Linked DNA regions of Homo sapiens: region 2 is linked to region 1. Evidence: chromatin contacts called from ENCODE Hi-C or POLR2A ChIA-PET data. All regions are on one chromosome and are shown on one strand. The core of a region is the stretch at or near the end of the contact, and the rest is flanking DNA. Distances in the headings are between cores, read along the strand shown. Region 1 holds the start of AKIP1 (A-kinase interacting protein 1). Region 2 overlaps DENND5A (DENN domain containing 5A).

What was found. Hi-C counts contacts between places; a loop is a spot of excess contacts on that map. ChIA-PET counts read pairs that join two places held with the same protein, here RNA polymerase II (POLR2A). Pooled maps may share reads with other maps.
Region 2: a loop to region 1 is called in a pooled map, with 2.4 times the contacts of the local background. The contact joins the enhancer-like site here to the promoter of AKIP1 in region 1. A Hi-C loop is called at or near these places in 1 of 37 single-sample maps with no recorded cell type and 1 of 50 pooled maps. POLR2A ChIA-PET finds 5 or more read pairs at or near these places in 1 of 52 experiments (GM12878).

The regions. Positions count from the first base shown.
Region 1 is chr11:8,909,725-8,912,842 of GRCh38, reverse strand. AKIP1 (A-kinase interacting protein 1) reads right to left here and starts at 1,654. Exons shown (of 6, transcript NM_020642.4): 1 at 1,620-1,654; 2 at 1,172-1,399; 3 at 310-390. The coding sequence starts at 1,393. It also overlaps a transcript of DENND2B not described here. RefSeq lists enhancers at 1,350-1,439, 1,450-1,519 and a silencer at 1,610-1,889.
Region 2 is chr11:9,230,376-9,233,216 of GRCh38, reverse strand. All of the region lies in intron 1 of DENND5A (DENN domain containing 5A), which reads left to right. Among named protein-coding and RNA genes, the nearest start is that of DENND5A, 34 kb to the left of the region's middle. RefSeq lists an enhancer at 2,182-2,782. Within about 2 kb of position 1,261, at least 3 of the 41 ENCODE cell types and tissues checked have a DNase peak (open chromatin) inside an H3K27ac peak, as active enhancers do.

The sequences.
Region 1 (3,118 bases), core at 405-2,904:
TTTGCTATGAAATTCGGCAAATAAGCTATTTTCCCCCCACTAGACTGAAAGATCACTGAGGGCAGAAGACCTTTTCTGACTTTTCATTGCTATATTGTCAGCTACAGGGTTAGGCATTCAATAAACATTTATTGGGTGAATTCTAACTTGGATTTACCCCCTGGTTTAAGTCCTTGACTGATTACAATCTGACCGTGAAGGCTGGGCAGGAGAAACAGGTAGTGTCCAGATTCTCCGTAAATTCCAGAAAGATCCAAATGTGGTCCATCAGCAGGTGATGGGGCATAGTTTTGGTTCACACCAACTTACCCCACACTGACTTGAAGTATAGTCCATGAATTCAGCCATTGTTCTGAAGGAAGCACTAAGGGTTGGGGGTCTCTCTTCTCTCTATTTGAATAAATGGCACGTCACAGGTTAGCTCTAGGATTCCCTACTGGAGAATGAAGCCATTTTGGAAATAGTCTCCTTTTTACTTTTGGAAAGGCTCTGCAAGTTTATGTCAGAAAGAACGATGTTATTGAGAAAGAATTCCAACTCTAAAAGATAGACATGCAATTTATCCAGGATCTAAGAGACAGGCTTGCAGGCTTTCCTCTACTATCAGATGATAGCTGTAAGATTTTTTTTTTTTTTTTTTTTTTGAGACGGAGGTTTCGCTCTTGTTGCCCAGGCTGGAGTGCAATGGCGCGATCTCGGCTCACCGCGACCTCCGCCTCCCGGGTTCAAGCGATTCTCCTGCCTCAGCCTCCCTAGTACCTGGGATTACAGACATGCGCCACCACGCCCGGCTAATTTTGTATTTTTAGTAGAGACGGGATTTCTCCATGTTGGTCAGGCTGCTTTCGAACTCCCGACCTCAGGTGATCCGCCCGCCTCGGCCTCCCAAAGTGCTGGGATTGCAGGCATGAGCCACCGCGCCCGGCTAATTTTTTTTTTTTTTTTTAAGTAACCAACCAGGGCTGAACACTACCGTTATTCTACAGCTACCCAACAAGAATCTGTCAAATGTAAAGCGTTTTGAAAGGACTTTTCCATTCATTGTTCTGATCCTTTCCAGCTTCCGCTAAGGGAAGGTTTCCTCAGCTGCTTCTGCGCTGCGCACCCCTGGCTCCCAGCGGGCTACCGCGGCGCGAAGGACTGGGGCGGCCCCCGGCACAGCGACCCTCACCTCTCCCGGGAGAACGCGCTGCGGGCCGGCTGCCGGCTGTTTCTCTAGGTGGGGCGCCTCCCGGGCAAGGACCCCCATGCAGCCTTTGGGACGCTCCAGGGCATGCCAGTCCACCGCCCTCCTCTTGGCCCTCTCCAGCACTTCTAGAGCCAGCCTTGCTGAACGCTGCAGGGAACGTCGGTCCACCCCATTCAGCGCTGCGGCCGCCAAACAGTTGTCCATGGCTCCCTGAGTGGGCACACAACGTACAAACGCCGGCGGGTCAGCTGGGCCGCGGCGACCCTGCTCCAAATCCGGGTGGGAGCCCCAGCCTCGACCTCCCTGGAGACCACCGCTCCTGGTCCGCCCCCAACGCACACTCCAGCGGGAGCCCAGCCAGGACTAGGCCTAGCGCGCCCGCCCCTTCCATTTTCATCTACCCCTTCCGCTACTTAGGGAGCCCCCTCACCCGGCTCACTCGTCAAGGCGCATGCGCGCAACGCTATTCTAGGAAGAGGGACCAGGCCTAGCGCTCCCGGCGGCGCCGGCGCAGCTGGGCCATTGGCGGAAGGCGGGAGAGGCGGGAGAGGCGGGAGAAGTGGGGGAGGCGGGGCGGCTGGGCGGCCAAACACGCCTTCTGCGTCCCAGCCTTGGCGTCTGCGCGCGAGTTGCCTGGTTAACTGCTGAGCGCTGGAGGCGGGGCGCCGGGCGCTGGGGGCCGGGGGTCGGGGGTCGGGGGCCGGGGGTCGGGGGTCGGGGGCTGGGGGCTGAGGACTGAGTCGAGCCAGCAGCCCAGGGCATCTGTCCACGCTGTCAGAGGAGCCTCTGGGCGTGGGGCTGGCCCTTAGAGGGCTACTGCGCTGCTTAACTTGGTGGGTATAAAGGCAGGTCTCCTGTTGAGCTAAAAAATTATGGGGTACCAGCTAGGTAGGCAACATAGCGAGAACCCGTGTAGACACACACACACACACACACACACACACTAGCCAGGAGTGGTTATGGGGTACCAGCTAGGTAGGCAACATAGCGACAACCCGTGTCCACACACACACACACACACTAGCCAGGAGTGGTTATGGGGTACCAGCTAGGTAGGCAACATAGCGACAACCCGTGTCCACACACACACACAGTAGGAGGAGTGGTGGCGCGCATCTGTAGTCCCAGGTACTCGGGAGGGTCGAGGTGGGAGGATCGCTTGAACCCGGGAAGCGGAGGTTGCAGTGAGACGAGATCGCGCCACTGCACTCCAGCCTGGGCGACAGAGGAAGACTTCGTCTCAAAACAAAAACATCATGGGGAATAAGGCAAGTGCCTCCCGCGCCTCTTTCTGCTTGGTCTACATTTTGGGGTGTCGCTACTCTTGTTTGAGGAGGTGATTAGGCCAAACTGTGTGGCTGCCAAGGTGGCCTTTGGAGAAGGGAACAGCTCGGGATTGAGGCGAGACGGAGGCGGGGCTGTCTGCAGATGTTCCTGGCCCCCGGGGCAGGGGGCGCCTGAGAAGTTGTAGGGTCTCTCATAATCCCTCAGCGCAGCTCTCTCTCCCCTCCAGTGGGAAGTACGGATTCACATATTTTTGGAGACCTGTTCTCTTGGGGTCTGACTCCATCTTTTAGGAAGACTGCACCATGTTTAAGTAAGGAACTGTGAATGCTTACTTAAACCATGTTTAAGTAAGGACCTGTCACTCCACTCCGCTGGTTATTTGGTAGGAGATACAGCCCAGGCTCTCACTGCTAATTAGTGACTCAGCCGCACCACCCAGCGCAAAGCAAAGCGCCGATGCTTAGGAAGGTCCACTTTGAGGGACACGCTCAGTGGGGGTCACTTTAAGGAACACAAATAAATCCTCCTTTAAGTCTCCTCTGTGGTTCATGAAAAAGGAGAGAAACTCCATCCTCACCTAGTCTCAACAGATGGCTTGATGAGCAATTATCAGGTACCAGGTGAGTAGTAGCCGACCAATAC
Region 2 (2,841 bases), core at 12-2,511, 320 kb before region 1:
ATGCTGGCCAGGCTGGTCTCGAACTCCTGACCTCGTGATCCGCCTGCCTCGGCTTCCCAAAGTGTTGGGATTATAGGCGTGAGCCCCTGCGACTGGCTGTCTTGAATTTCTTAGGATGTGAGCAAGAAGTAGTCTACTTCAGTCACTATTTGCCTTCCCACTCACCACAGGTAACCAGTATTTTGACTTCTAACAGCATAGTTTTTCATGTCTTTGTACTTTATATAAATGTAATTATATATGGTGAACTCTTGTGTTTGGATTCTTTTGTACAATATATTTGAGAGGTTCATTCATATTGTGTATAGTTTTAGGTTGGTCGTTCTCACTGCTGTAGAGTTTGCCATTGTGTGACTTTACCACACCTTATCTGTTAATTCTGCAGTTGATAGGCTCATGGGTAGTTTGTAGTTTTTGAGTATTACAATAGTGACATGTTATGAACATTCCTGTATGTGCCTTTTCGTGAACATGGCTTTTGGTCTGTTGGGTATATGCTCAGGAGTGGAATTGCTGGGTCATAGGTATACGCATGTTCAGCTTTAGTAGGTGCTGCCAGACAGTTTTCCATAGTGATTGTACCAGTTTACATTCCCACTTGCAGTGCACGACAGTGTAGGTTACTCCCTATCCTTACCAACTCTTGGCATTTTCTTTTCATTTTAGCTATTCTGGTGGTTATATAATAGTATTGTATTATTTAAATTTGAATTTTCTGGATGACTAATGAAGTTGAGCACCTCTCAAAAGTTTATTAGGCATTTATATGTCTTTTTTGAAGTATCTATTCAGGGCTTTTGCTGTTTTTCTTTGAGTGATCTTTTTTTCTTTATTGATTTAATGCAGTTCTTTATATGTTCTAGATATGTCTTTTTTGTTCATTTCATATATATATAGTGCAAATATATTCTTGTAATCTGTGCGTTTTCATTCTTTTAATGGCGACTTTCAAGGAACAAAAGTTTTAAATTGTAATGTACAATTTATACGTTTTTCTCTCTTAATGTTTAGTGCATTTTATATCTTTGTTATTGCAGGATCATGAAGATGTTCTGTGTTTTCTTCTAAAGGCTTTATTTTTTTACCTTTCATATTTAGATCTACAGTCCTAGGGCTAATTAATTTTCTTAAACAGTCTGCTGTTAACACTACTCTGTACTGCCTGAAAAAAAGCTTCCCCATTTTTTTTTCTTGGCCGTTTTTCAGCATTCTGCAAGTGAAAGAGAAACATTACCATTGCTGTCACAGCTGGGCCTGAAGTACAAAAAGGCTTTGATATGACCAATACAGTGCTTTTAATGCAGATTTGATAAAACAAATGCTAGTCTTTGTGCTTTGATATAGTACCAGTTGGTAAAATTTTAGTGGTTAGGAAAGTCTGTTAAAAAAAAAGAGAGAGAATTTATTACTATAAAAGTTCTTAAAAGTAAAGGAAACTTTCTCTTATGTTACTGAGGGTAAACTAACAGGAAGCTCCCAGAGTCTTTTTTTTTTTTTTTTTGAGACGGAGTTTCGCTCTTGTTGCCCAGGCTGGAATGCAATGGCGCGATCTCGGCTCACTGCAACCTCTGCCTCCTGGGTTCAAGTGATTCTCTTGCCTCAGTCTCCTGAGTAGCTAGGATTACAGGCATGCGCCACCACTCCCTGCAACTTTTGTATTTTTAGTAGAGATGGAGTTTCTCTATGTTGGTCAGGCTGGTCTCCAACTCCCGACCTCAGGTGATCTGCCTGCCTCTGCCTCCCAAAGTGCTGGGATTACAGGCGTGAGCCACCGCGCCCAGCCTGGCTCCCAGAGTCTTAAATCTGCTTATGTGCTATGGGGAAGAAGAGGCTGCTGGGTGGTCCCTTATAAGTTGTGGTTTGAAATCTGAATTTGCGGACTTGTCAGTGTTCTTAGTATAGCCACGTTTGCTGCTGTGGGCTCTGCCGTGGTATACATTCTGTGAAACAGATATGTGTTGCCACTTTAGTGCAGTAGAGGTTTGCATGTTAGGAAACATTTGGTAACTTCTAGCACATTTATGTGTCCTGTTTTCATGGCTAAAGATTTTGAGATAACTCTTGCATGTATGACAGACCTTTTGGAAAGAAAGGAGCTAATATTTGTTGAGTACCTCTTATGCTCAATACAAATGTGTCCCATATGCTTTACATATGTTAACTCATTCATTCCTCTCAATAGGCTGATGAGGTAGGTAGTTTTTTGGGTTTTTTTTGTTTGTTTGTTTTGTTTTTGACAGAGGGTCTTGCTCTGTCACCCAGGCTAGAGTGCACGCTAACTGCTCACTGCAGTCTAGACCTCCAGGCTTAAGTGATCTTCCCATCTCAGCCTCCCTAGCAGCTGGGACTACAAATGTGTGCCACCATGCCTAATTTTTCTATTTCTTTGTAGAGACCGGTCTCCCTATGTTGTCTGGGCTAGTCTTGAACTCCTAGGCTCAGGTGATCTACCCGCCTTGGCCTCCCAAAATTCTGGGATTACAGATGTGAGCCACTGTGCCTGGCTTAGGTATTGTTCTCCTCATGTTATAGATGAAGAAATTGAGATTTATGGAAAAGATGCCCTTAGTGTTTCTACAGTAAGGGCAGAAAGATGTGATACCTTTCCTCACCCATCTTAAGGTTCAATGGCTGACACTTCTGCAACAAAAGACAAATTAACAAGAAGAAAGCATAAGAGGCTGGGTGTGGCTCACACTTGTAATCCCAGCTCTTTGGGAGGCTGTGCTGGGAGGATTGCTTAAGCCCAGGAGTTTGAGACCAGCCTGGGAAAAACGGTGAGAACCTGTCTGCAAAAAATTTTTAAAAATTAGCCTGGCGTGGTGGAGCATACCTATAGTC